Linked DNA regions of Homo sapiens: region 1 is linked to region 2. A link is a contact called in ENCODE Hi-C or POLR2A ChIA-PET data. All regions are on one chromosome and are shown on one strand. Each heading gives the region's core, a stretch centred on a gene start or an enhancer-like site at or near the end of the contact. The rest is flanking DNA. Distances are from core to core; before and after follow the strand shown. Region 1 holds the start of LINC01668 (long intergenic non-protein coding RNA 1668). Region 2 holds the start of UBASH3A (ubiquitin associated and SH3 domain containing A).

Evidence for each region. Hi-C counts contacts between places; a loop is a spot of excess contacts on that map. ChIA-PET counts read pairs that join two places held with the same protein, here RNA polymerase II (POLR2A). Pooled maps may share reads with other maps.
Region 1: a pooled map shows a loop between it and region 2 (2.3-fold over the local background). The contact joins the promoter of LINC01668 here to the promoter of UBASH3A in region 2. A Hi-C loop is called at or near these places in 1 of 50 pooled maps. POLR2A ChIA-PET finds 5 or more read pairs at or near these places in 3 of 52 experiments (H1, activated CD4-positive, alpha-beta T cell and activated CD4-positive, alpha-beta memory T cell).

The regions. Positions count from the first base shown.
Region 1 is chr21:42,776,944-42,783,066 of GRCh38, forward strand. It overlaps LINC01668 (long intergenic non-protein coding RNA 1668), which reads right to left and starts at 3,051. Exons shown (of 3, transcript NR_135517.1): 1 at 2,939-3,051; 2 at 1,154-1,374; 3 at 876-1,054. RefSeq lists enhancers at 543-612, 658-1,607, 2,559-3,508, 3,996-4,719, 5,444-6,123 and silencers at 1,307-1,366, 1,387-1,436, 1,467-1,516.
Region 2 is chr21:42,399,807-42,406,903 of GRCh38, forward strand. It overlaps UBASH3A (ubiquitin associated and SH3 domain containing A), which reads left to right and starts at 4,096. Exons shown (of 15, transcript NM_018961.4): 1 at 4,096-4,252; 2 at 6,502-6,555. The coding sequence starts at 4,140.

The sequences.
Region 1 (6,123 bases), core at 1,801-4,300, 380 kb after region 2:
AGCCTCCCAAGTAGCTGGGACTACAGGCACCTGCCACCACGCCCGGCTAATTTTTTGTATTTTTAGTAGAGACGGGGTTTCACCGTGTTAGCCAGGATGGTCTCGATCTCCTGACCTCGTGATCCACCCGCCTCAGCCTCCCAAAGTGCTGGGATCACAGGCATGAGCCACTGTACCCGGCCTGACGGCATCTACTGTTAGTCCTGGTTGGTGTGCAGCCAGCCTGGTCTCCATGCACGGGACCCCCAGAAAGCCCACCAACCCACCCTCCTGTCACACAGAGCAGTCCCTGAGGCCCCACGGTTGGAGGCCACGTCCACCCTGGTCAGCCTGCACACCCAGAGCCTGCCCGCACCAGGAGGCAGCCACACGGATGAGCTGAATCATGGGCTGCATGTGGCAGTGGAGGCTCAGGACAAGACAGATGTGCCTACGGCCCCGGAGAGCTCTGGGTCCAGCAGCAGAGGCGTTCCCCCAGGCCTGGGGGCATGCCCAGCATAGGGAGTGAGTGTGCAGACACAGGGTCCCACCCCCATGAGCACAACCCACTGAACAAGACGCCCCTCTGGGGTGAGCGGCACCATCTCCACCTAGGATGATGTGTTTCCAAGTGAACTCTCACCCGACAATCAGTATTAAGTCAGCATGAAGGGTAAAGATGTTTACAGCTGAGCCACATGCACGTCAGGAGACAGGAGCAGCAATGCCTGGGGCTTTCCACGGTGAGCTCCCAGCACACAGCAAGCATGTCGCCAGAAAGAACAGAAAGTTCACAAAGGGAGGGCCAGCCTGTGCACAGCCTAGCACCGTCCTGGGAGGCCATCATCACCTGTGCTCCTCTGAGAGGACAGGAAGATGCTGTTTTCCACTTTTTTCTCCCCAAGACCGTTTATTAGCAATTGAAGGAACAACGCATGTATCAAAGACTGGATTTGAGAAATTCCAACAAATCTGCCCCCTCGCAGTTGGGAGCTGGCATCGTGCAATCTTCGGAATGCAGCCTCTGGCTCTCCCATCAAAAGGCAACGCAGCCCCCTGTGATTTCAGCTTTGACCTTGTGGGTAATAAAAGAAGGAAAGAGGAATGTCTGCTACTGGAATCCTGGATGGGGTCCCCGCGGCCGAATCCCCCCTCCCGTCCCCTCCTGTGTCACCTGTCATGTCTCAGACTTTGACCGCCTCCCGCAGCTTCCTTTTATTCGTAATGTCTAAAGCCAACCCAAGCGTCTTTGCCGGCTGACGTCTTAGCCAAATCATGTGGGAAACCCGTGAAGCAGAACTGACCGCTGTGAGGGCTGGGAGTACACTGGGCATCTGAAATACTTCAGCCCAGGAAAACGTCCATCAGTGGACACCGTCGGTTCCCAGGTGGCCTCTGGAACAGGAAAGCAGTCACCCCCTCGTCCGATCCCACAGGAAACCTCATTCCACTCTAGTGGCAGTGGCTGGGGCTAGATCCCCCTGAGCCAGGAGACGACGGGCAGTGCCCGGACAAGGCTGTACTCTGTCCACAGCTCCTCCACTGTGGCTATGAGGGAGGTTTAAAAATCTCAGTCCAGTGGGGGGGGTCAGCCCCCTGCCCGGCCAGCCGCCCCGTCTGGGAGGGAGGTGGGGGGGTCAGCCCCCGCCCGGCCAGCCGCCCCGTCTGGGAGGGAGGTGGGGGGGTCAGCCCCCCGCCCGGCCAGCCGCCCCATCCAGGAGGTGAGGGGCGCTTCTGCCCGGCCGCCCCTACTGGGAAGTGAGGAGCCCCTCTGCCCGGCCACGACCCCGTCTGGGAGGTGTGCCCAGCGGCTCATTGGGGATGGGCCATGATGACAATGGCGGTTTTGTGGAATAGAAAGGCGGGAAGGGTGGGGAAAAAATTGAGAAATCGGATGGTTGCCGGGTCTGTGTGGATAGAAGTAGACATGGGAGACTTTTCATTTTGTTCTGTACTAAGAAAAATTCTTCTGCCTTGGGATCCTGTTGATCTGTGACCTTACCCCCAACCCTGTGTTCTCTGAAACATGTGCTGTGTCCACTCAGGGTTGAATGGATTAAGGGCGGTGCAAGATGTGCTTTGTTAAACAGATGCTTGAAGGCAGCATGCGCGTTAAGAGTCATCACCACTCCCTAATCTCAAGTACCCAGGGACACAAACACTGCGGAAGGCCGCAGGGTCCTCTGCCTAGGAAAACCAGAGACCTTTGTTCACTTGTTTATCTGCTGACCTTCCCTCCACTATTGTCCTATGACCCTGCCAAATCCCCCTCTGCGAGAAACACCCAAGAATGATCAATAAAAAAAAAATAAAAAATAAATAAATAAATAAATAAAATAAAAATCTCAGTCCAAAGGCTTTCACCGTAGTCTGTCTAAGGGACAGATAACATCGTCTCTCTGAATTTGGGAGGGGACTGTTCTCTGTTGGTAGCCAAAAGGGGCCCAGCAAGGTGCTAGGGTTCCAGTCTCCCTGAGTCCTCAGGCAGGTCTTCCCAGCCCCCACCCTGGGACTCCCTGCCCTGCTGCAGGGGAACGTGAGGGTCAGGGGTCCCCAGATTCCTGGGAGCTGGGGCCGGTGCCCTGGCAGAAACACGGCCTCAGGCAGGGTCCAGGGCCTGTGGGGGTGAGTCACGTTGTTATGGGCTGAATTCTCTCCCCAAAACTTACGTCCAAGCCCAACCTGGTGCCTCCCAGTACCGTATTTGGAGACAGTGCCTTTAAAAGGTGGTTAAGATAACATGAGCTGACTGGGGTGGGCCCTGAGCCACTTTGACTGAGTCTTACAAGAAGAGGAGGTCGGGGCACAGATGCACATGAAGGGCGCCAGGGAAGGACAGACCCTGACACACAGAGGAGTGGGGACTCAGCAGAAGCCAGCCCTGCCAACACTTGTCTCAGACTTTGAGAGGTAAGTGTCTGTCGTTTAAGCCCCCCGCCAAGCTCACACACACACACACCTGTGTGCCTCGCTAGGGCTGCCCCAGCAGACTCACACATCACACCTCCCTCACCACCGAGTCCCTGGGCAGCAACGTGGGCCCGGCTCACAAGCAGTGCTGGAGACAGCTTGAGCTTGGGTTGACTGCGCCAGCATAGCATGATCTCTCTCTCTCTCTCTCGCTCTCTCTAAGGAAAAAAAGAAGATAAGAACTAGAGAGTCAGAAATGTCATCTCTTTCTTTCTTTTCTTCCTCCTTTCTTTCTTGCACTCCAGCCTGGGCAACAGAGTGAGACTCCATCTGAAAAAAAAAAAGGAAAGAAAGAAATTGATTTTATTAACCAAAACTAGTAAAGGGGAAGTGGCCAGATAGCCATCCATGGCAACCACTTCAATTTTGGGGAGGAAGGCAGGGGTTTAAGAAAGGAAAACTTGGCCGGGCATGGTGGCTCATGCCTGTAATCCCAGCACTTTGGGAGGCCAAGGTGAGTGGATCACCTGAAGTCAGGAGTTCATGGCCAGCCTGGTCAACATGGTGAAACCCCGTCCCTACCAAAAAAAAAAAAAATTAGCTGGGCATGATGGCAGGTGCCTGTAATCCCAGCTACTGGGGAGGCAGAGGTGGGAGAATCTCTTGAGCCTGGGAGGCGGAGGTTGCAGTGAGCTGAGATTGCACCACTGCACTCCAGCCTGAGCGACAGAGCGAGACTCTGTCTCAAAAAGAAAGAAAGGAAAACGTGATAAGGAAGAAATACGAGAATTGGGTGGGGTACAATGTCTGTGTGTCTCGAGTGGCTGTCTTGGGTCCCCATCCACCTGGGTCTCAGGCTGGCATCACCTCAACAGTGGCCAGGTGGTGAACTAGCCACCTTGATGTCATCTGTGGCACTTTGCAGCTTGATCTCCAGGCTTGGTCTGTCTCAAGATTAGCCCCTGGAACGTCTAAGAAGGTGCATAATGAGATGCGTGCATAATGAGATGCGCACATACAGTTAGAGAACTGTGAAGCGGGTATAGACAGTGAGAAAGGCGGGGACGTGAAGCCTACTTTAAGGCTAAGGGAAAAGGCTTCTGCAGTTCGCTTCAAGGTTATATCTTAAAATCCAAGAGAAAGGGGAAAAAAAGTTAAGATGCATTTTGAAGTTAAGCTGCCTGGTTACAAGTGAAAATACATAAGAGTACTGGTTTTTTTCCGGTTAATCCTAACTTTTCTAATATATTTTGCTAGCAGATATTTAAAATCTGGTGGTTTAGCCAAAGAATTTGGGACAGCAAGACTATACAATCTTCCATCCGCTGCAAAGAGATGTTCGTTTTTTCTCAGCGTTTCTGAGAAGCTGGAAAACAAGGTGAGCTGCCGCCTTGGACACCCTCCTCTTAATTCTGGTTCCTTCCTGCTCGACATGGGGACGGGACAGTCCGACGCTCCCTCTCATGGGAATGTATTTGCAGACATCATATCATGGAAAATACTAAACACAAGTGTTGCCTCAGAAGCTCACGATGAGCCGGGTTCACGCCGGTGTAATTCTGCGGGGGCCGGACCCTGAATCTCATGCACGCGCGGCTGCGAAGGCGACGCAGCTTCTGCCTCTGAGCCGCCTCCTTCGATACATCCCGTGGGAGCGGGAGCCACACTGAGCGCCAGGTCTGCGGCCAGCCGGGTGGGAAACAGGCGCTGCTGCCAGCAAGCTCCTCCCACTCTGCTCACCTGCCCCGAGGTTCCCAGAAGTTCTCAATCAGTACCATGTCCTTTCCCCTTCTCGAAGAAAAACACTGTTGGCAATGGAACAGCGCATCCCATTATCCTCCTGTCTTCACCAGGAACAGGCTCCCCAGACAGCAGACACTGTTTTCCGCGAGCCGGAGGCAGCCAGATTTGAGCCCAGATACCGCCATGGCCACTCCTGCGAAACCCTAGAAAGCCAGGGACATATTCAGGGGACTTCTCTTGCTCCAAGAAGCCGTGCCTGGCAGTCAGCGCCTGCACACAGGCAGCTCCCATGGCAGGAGCATGGGTGGCCAAAGGGGCCAAGGTTCTCTGTTGTCAGTCCTGCCTCGCCTGCCTCCCCTCCCTCCCCTGCCTCTCCTCCCTCCCCTCTTTCCCGTCCCTCCCCTCCCTCCCCTCTCCCCTTCCTCCTCTCCCTCCTCTTACTCCCCTCCCTCCCCTCCCTCCTCTGCCTCCCTTCCCTCCCCTGCCTCTCCTTTCTCCCCTCCCTCCCCTCACTCCCTTCCCTCTCTTTCCTTCTCTCCCTCTCCTCTCTCCTCTCCCTTCCCTGCCTGCATGACCTTGAGCTTTTCCTCTGTTAGTCCCAGGAGCAGCTGCACTGGGTCAGGAGTTTCTGAGCCTGGCTGGTCCTCAGGCCGTCTGTGGACACTGAGACACGCCCCAGCCCTGAGATTCTGATTCTGTAGGCCTGTTCTGGTTGCCAGGTCTGTTTTGCCAAGCTGTGTGTTTCTGGTGCAAGGCGTAGGGTGCGCGCTCGATGGCCTCCTGGGTGCTGCCATCTGCCCATCTGTATCTGCATCTGATGCCCGTGAGGAGACATAATGGAAGCAAGAGTGTGGGGTGGGAGGCCCTAATTGTTTCAGGGAAGTGTCCCAGCTTGGAAGTGGATTCTTGCAGGGGCTCTGGTCTGGTGGAGAAAGTGGAGAAGGCAGCCTGGGGACGTGGCTGGGTGGGGAGTGGGCGCAGGCACAGAGCCAGCCTGCATGCTCCTTCTCTCCCTCCATGGACATAAGGACAGTGAAGTACTGTCCATACCACCGCGTCCAGGCATCTCACACGCCCTACACCTGAGAAACGGAGCTGAAAAATGAATTTGTGCTGTCCATCCACCACATCAGAAAGACGAGGGACAGTGATGCCTAGTGTGGGTCACCAGAGAGGCCCACAGGGGACCCCTAACCTGCTACAGTTGTGCTCTAGTCATTTGTTTCTTGGCATTAGGGGCACTTTAAACCATCAAATTAACAACCTCACCATAGTAACAACCTGTTCAATGTCACCAGGGGATCCTAATTGGCTCACAGTTAAGCCCCTTTCAACCTTCGCACTGTCGTGGTTGTCAGGACTGCCAAGCCGCCCTCCCATGCCTGCTCCTCATGCCTGTCCACTCTACAAGCCAGCTGTAAAACCCCTGCCCCCACCCTCTGTGTCGGTCCATGGTCACCACCCTGTCACCTCCAGCATCAGTCACGCCTC
Region 2 (7,097 bases), core at 2,846-5,345:
AGTGCAGTGGCGTGATCTCAGCTCACTGCAAGCTCTGTCTCCCAGGTTCACGCCATTCTCCTGCCTCAGCCTCCCAAGTAGCTGGGACTACAGGCTACCACCCTGCCCGGCTAATATTTTTGTATTTTTAATAGAGACAGGGTTTCACTGTGTTAGCCAGGATGGTCTCGATCTCCTGACCTTATGATCCGCCCACCTCAGCCTCCCAAATTGCTGGGATTACAGGCATGAGCCACCGCGCCCGGCCCCAAAAGAATATTATTTAAAAATCAGGCAGGGCACAGTGGCTCACACCTGTAATCCCAGCACTTTGGGAAGCTGAGGCAGGTGGATCACCTGAGGTCTGGAGTTCCAGCCGGGCCAACATAGTGAAACCCCATCTCTACTAAATATATAAAAATTAGCCAGGCATGGTGGTGTACGCCTGTAGTCCCAGCCACTCGGGAGGCTGAGGCAGGAGAATCACTTGAACCCAGGAGGCAGAGGTTGCAGTGAGCCTAGATCATGCCACCGCACTCCAGCCTGGGTGACGGAGTGAGATTCTGCCTCAAAAAAGTGAAAATAAAACTATACAAATAAATATCACAATATGCTCACATTTAATGGTGAAATATTGAGACCTTGTCCTCTGAAATGGAGAGTTATACAAGAAGGTGCACTAGTACCACATCTGTTCAACATTTGACTTGGGTTCCAAGTCAGTGCAATAAAGGCAAAAAAAATAGAAGGAACTATTATGCGTAGAGCTGCCATGAACATTCATAGACCAATCTTTGTGTGGACACACGTTTTCATGTATATTTACCTTTATAAGAAACCCTCCAAATGTTCCCCAAAGTGGTTGGACAGTTACGCATTCCCACCAGCACAGTGTGAGAGCTCCTGTTACTCCCCAGCCTTGTGTAAACCTGGTATTTTCCATTTTAGCTCTTCTGGTGGGTGTGCTGTGGAATCACATTGCGGTTTTAATTTGCATTTCCCTGATGACTAATGATGTTGAGCATCTTTTCATGTCTATGTATATATCTTCTTTTTAAAAGTATCTTTTTTGATACTTTGCCCATTCTTAAAATAGATGCTTGTTTTCTTATTATTTGTTATAAGTATATATAAAATATTCTGTATATTCTAGAAACAAGTCCTTTGTCAGCTATATGTATAGTGATACTTTCTCCCAGTCTGTGGTTCACCTTATTATACTCTTTAAGATGTCTTTCAAAGAGCAGAAGTTTTCAACTTTGGTGAAGTACAGTTCATCAACTTTTTCTTTTGTTGGTTTATTCGCTTTATGTCCTAAGAAAGTTTTGCAAACTCCAACATAGCAAACATTTTTTTTCTAGGTTTTCTTAAGGAGTTTTATAGTTTTAGCATTTACATTTTGAGTTAATTTTTGTATATAATGTGAGGTAAGGGTTGAGGTTCGTTTTTCCTCCTACCAATATGCAGTTTTCCTAGCACTAATTTTTTTTTTTTTTTTTTTCAGACAGGGTCTCATTCTGTCACCCAGGCTGGAATGCAGTGATGCAATCACAGCTCATTGCAGCCTCGATTTCTTGGGCTTAAGCCATCATCCCACTTCAGCCTCCTGAGTAGCTGGAACTAATGCCACCATGTCTTTTTTTTTTTTTTTTTTAAGAGACGGAGTCTCACTCTGCTGCCCTGGCTGATCTCAAACTCCTGGGCCCAAGTGATCCTCCCACTTTGGCCTCCCAAACTGCTGAGATTATGGGCTGAGCCTCTAGCACCATTTATCAAAAGCATTATCCTTCCCCCATTGAATTTCATTGGCATCCTTGTTGAAAATCAATTGATTGTAGGTGTGAATCTTTTTGCACTACCCAATGACACACTATGACACACCATGGCAACCTGATTTGTAAATGTTTATGAAAAAGCAAAGGACAAAACCAGAGGGTTTAGCACTATAGTGATTAAAACAGTGTAGAATGGGCACAAAGAGGGACAAATCAAACAAGAGAGCACACAAGTTAGAAAAAACTAATCCATATACAGTCACTTGATTTACAATAAGCCTCCTACTGCAATTCACTGGGCAAAGGATAGCCCTTTCAATGCGGAAGTAGATGAAAGTTTACCCCTACCTCACACCATACACAGAATGAATTCAAATGGATCATAGAGCTAAATATGAAGAGCAAAAGTAGCAAAACTTCTAGAACAAAACATAGATGATCTTCATCGATGTTGGATTAACAACAATCTCTTGAACAGGATGCAGAAAACTCTAACCAGAGTTCCCACAAATTGATAAGAAAAGCAAACACCCTAGTGAAAAAAAAAAAAGAGCAGAATATCTGAACAGGAACTTCCCCAGAGAGGATATTCAAATGGGCAATAAGCCTGTGAAATGGTGCCCAATATCATTATCCCTCAGGGAAATACAAATGGGAACCACAGGGAGATACAACTACACACCACCCCCACCACAGAGTGGCTAAAATTAGGGACTGATAATATTAAGTGTGCATGAGGATATAGAGCTTTGTACAACTGCTTGGCAGTTCCTAATGGAGTTTCACGTGCTCTGTGATCCAACAACCCCACTCCTAGATGCACACCTAACAGAAATGCATGCACAAGGCACTCAAAGACACATACAAGAACGTCCTCAGCAACATTAGTTACAATAGCAAAACAACCGAAAACTTCCTGAATGCATATCAACAGAGAAATGGATAAATGAATTATGTTATATTTATTTTATTTATTTATTTTTGAGCTGGAGTCTCACTCTGTCCCAGGCTGGAGTGCAGTGATGCAATCTTTGCTCACTGTAACCTCCACCTCCTGGGTTCAAATGATTCTCCTGCTTCACCCTCCTGAGTAGCTGGGATTACAGGCATGCACCACCATGCCCAACTAATTTTTGTATTTTTTAGTAGAGACAGGGTTTCAACATGTTGGCCAGGCTGGTCTCGAACTCCTGACCTCAGGTGATCCACCCCCCCCTTGGCCTCCCAAAGTCCCAAAGTGCTGGGATTACAGGCGTGAGCCACCACGCCTGGCTGGTATATTTATTAATCAAATACTACACAGCAATAACAGTGAACTAACTGTGGCTACAAGCAATAATGTGGATAAATTTTACAGGCATAATTTGAGGAAAAAGAAATGAGATATGATAGAGAATATGCTATATGGTTCTATTTACATAAGGCTCAACCACAGGCACAATTCATATACAAGTGATACAGCAGTTTACTTTCTGGGGGAGGGAGGAGATAACTGGAGGAGGCTGAGCTGGGGGCAGAGGTGCATCTGAGGTTCTGAGAATGTTCCAGAGCAGGCTATCTCCACCTTGGCACTAGTGAAATTTTGTTGGGGAGACTGTCCTGGGCACTGTGACATTCCCGGCCTCTACCCACTAGTGCCGGTACCACGATGTCCACCCCACCCACCACCACCCCCGCCTCATTTTGGAAACAAAAATGTCTCCAGACATTTCCAAATGTCCCCTTGGGTGGAGGAGGTACAAAATTCCCCTGGTTGCCCTGTTTGATTTTGGGTCGTGGGGGAATTAGGGGTGTGGGCTCATTTATGGAAATTCCTTGAGCTATACACATATGATTCATCAACTTTTCTGTACACATATAAAGCTTTTAAAGTTTTTAAAATAAAAAAACAAGTCAATGAATGACTGAAAGAACCAGTAAGTTTTCCAGCAATCCGAGACAATAGATAGAGTGGGGTTTAATGTCTTGTTCACAGACAAGGAGACTGGGATCCAGGGTGGGTCAGGGCAGGGGGCCAGCAGGATCCAGGAGGGAACTCATTCCCTGACTTCTCCTCCGCTTCCTTCCCCCATGCTCTCACGCATTCTTGCTCCCGAATACTAGCCAAGTCCCTACAGAGGCTGATCCCGTGCAGGGGCTCGGTTGGACCTTTAGCCTCAAACTCCCGTGGTGGAAACAGTTAGGATTGGTGGACGCTGCACCCAGCATCCTGCAAACAGAATTCTGAAAACTGATATCTCATGCAAACAGGATATCAACTTTTGTCAGAAAGATCAAAAAGAGCTTGAGGTTTTTCTTCACAGCCTCAGCCTTGCCTCTCCCCCTCTTGCTTTATCTCCTCATTTCTGTGTGCAGGCGAGCTTCTTGGCCTAAGGGCAGGAAGAGATGGCAGCGGGGGAGACGCAGCTCTACGCCAAGGTCTCCAACAAGCTCAAGAGCCGCAGCAGCCCCTCGCTCCTGGAGCCCCTCCTGGCCATGGGCTTCCCGGTGCACACCGCGTGAGTACTGCCCAGAGACCCCGGGGCCCAGCCAGTAAGGCTGGTGCCAGACCCTGCTGCGGCCCCCGGCATGGAGCTGCAGGGGTGTAGGGTACGGCTTCCTGCCAAAGCAGTGCACCTTGCAGGGTAAGACACTGCCTCTTCACAGGGCCCTCTTCTGCTTCTCGTAAATGAGGTGATCTTGACCAAGCTTGTCCAACCCACATGAGGCCCAGGACAGCTTTGGGCTTAAGCCATCATCCCACCTCAGCCTCCTAAGGCTGCCCTGTTCAATTTGTGTTGGCTGCCCAACACAAATTGGTAAACTTTCTTAAAATATTATGAGATTTTTTTTTTAGCTCATTAGCTATTATTAGTGTTAGCGTATTTTATGTGTGGCCCAGGGAGGCACAAGAATACCCCTGATATTCTTGACCTTTTAAAGACCAGCTCGGCTGGCTGACTGGGGGACCCTGAAATTTGTGAAAATCAGAAGCCATGTATTACTCTGGGTGCCCCATTTTGGGGGTTTGGAGGAGATTGGGGCCTGGTTGTAATCTCTTTGTGTGCAGCTCAGTGACTCTGAAAGTGGCGTTTCAAGATATTCAAACTCTAACGTGAAAGGCCCCAAAGCCCGCTGAGTCTCTAACACTGGGACCAACTGTCAGCAGGGCTGTGCTTCCACGCTGCCCGGGGAAAGTCACTTGTCCTCAGAGACAATCCCTTGAGTGTCTGATAACGAAACAAATGGGTAGGAAACTTCAGACACAGTGTGAGCGCGACCCTGCTTACCCAAGGGAAAGGCCTGCATGTGGAAGAGCTTAGCCTTCAGAGTTACCACTCTCGGAGAGGGAGGCCACGACACCAACATTGGGTTACAGCTTTCATGGCAAACCAGTGCCTTAAATCTGACCCATTCATTTTTTCACATGGAAAAATGTATCAGAAACACACTTTAAATCTGACCCATTCATTTTTTCACATGGAAAAATGTATCAGAAACACACTTTAGGTAACTTTGGGTTGGGGAAGGAGCTAAACTTTCCTTCCACACTATAACAAAAGCTTGGCCAAATTGGGTGAAGTAACTCTGAAGCTAGACAAACCCATTTCTTCTCCCCAAATCAGGGCTTTGTCGTCACTGTTATGTTCAAGCTAAGCCAGGGGCCTTTGAATGGGGAGTGGGGTCAGGCATGTGCAGGGCGGCCACCGGGCACCGTCCAGGCATTACAGACAAGGCAGCTTTTGTCCACTGCTCACCACCCAGTGCAGGCAGGACACTGGGCCCAGAGAGTGCATTAGTGGCGGAGGTGGAACCCGAACCAGCTTTCCATGCCTTTGAAGGAGTCCACGCTGGATTTTACTACTAAACGTATAGCATGGACTTCTACTCAAAATTCCTTCCAGTTTAAACATTAAGCACATGTTGGAGGAAGAGAAATGTGTGTTAATTTCCCCACACCAGAGCACCTCATAGTAAGTGCCCTGCACCAAGGCTGCCTTGTTCAAACCTCTCCAGGTGGCCACAGCCCCATCGGTGCCCACCCAAATAGCAGCATTCGGCATCATGTGGTGGGTTCCTCATGGACGCCCGCTGTTTCCAGTCTGCATTCCTGATAAATTACCTTTGCTATATTCCATTCTGTTTCATTTGGTCCAGTTCTGCCCAATTCAATGCAATGTACTTACGTCCCGGGTTACCGTGATGAATAAGACTCAGTCCTGTGTTCAGGGAGTTCTTGGTCTAGCAGGGGAGAGCCGTGGGTGCAAGGGGACTGTGTAAGCCGTAACAAGTGCCTGCCTGGGTGCTTTGGAAAGGGCTGTTTCCCAGCAGAGAGGTGTGGGAGGCGAGCCTGGGGATCAGGGTCGCTGATGCTGGGGTGAGGAAAGCGTGTGTCCGAGCCAGGGGCACGTTCCGCAGGGTGGGTCCATTTGATCTAGGCAGTGGGGGGGGGGGGGGCAGGCCAGGGAGAGGGATTGCAGGAGCGGGCGGAGGTCAGGTCCTCAGCCCTGAGACCCCGTGCCAAGGGCTGAAGCGGGTAGCCAGGGAAGGACAGTGAGGGGGAGGTGTGAGCTGGTCAGCATTGTCCAAAACCACGATGGCAGCACTCAGGGGACAGGCGCTAGAACTTCCAGCTGGAAGTTCAGCATCAGGCCCTCTTCAGAGCACCCCCCAAAGATCCTGGGTGTGCAAGGCCACACCCTGCCTCTCTGACCCTTTTCCCAAGAATGGGCGACGTGACTTTGTGTCTGTGTCTGCTCTTCTGCAGGCTGAAAGCGTTGGCAGCCACGGGGAGGAAGACGGCGGAGGAGGCCTTGGCCTGGTGAGTGCAGCTGCTTCTGTAGACCCAGGGGCGTTTGGGCTGAATTCCCTGTGCCTAAGGACTCCCTCCCACCAGGGCTGATACCAGGAAGAGCCGGGCGCCTCTGGGTGGGATGGGGCCACTGCGGAAGTGAAACAAAATAACCTCCCTGCCTACCCATAGTGCACTGAGGGAGGGGCACAGGGCTTTGGTTAACCATGGAAAGAGAAAGAGAGAACTCTGAACAAGGCTTTCTTCACTTACAAACCTGATTCAATCCAATTTGACTGCCAAGAAGAACAGGTTCATGTGCTTTGTTGAGTAAATGGGGAAGACATGATTGTTGTGTTGTGATAAGCACGTAAATGAGGGTAATTGTTAGAATAAAGTAATTAGGTTAAAAATGGTAACATTTGGGTTTATATTAGTACTGCTAATATTCAGCCTATTTCAGTAATTGAAGAGCAGGCTGGGATTTTGCATACTTGTGTTTGATTATGTCCTCCTCAACTGCCTACTACGATGGATAAGATTGAGATAGATAGGAGGATGTTTGTGTTTAT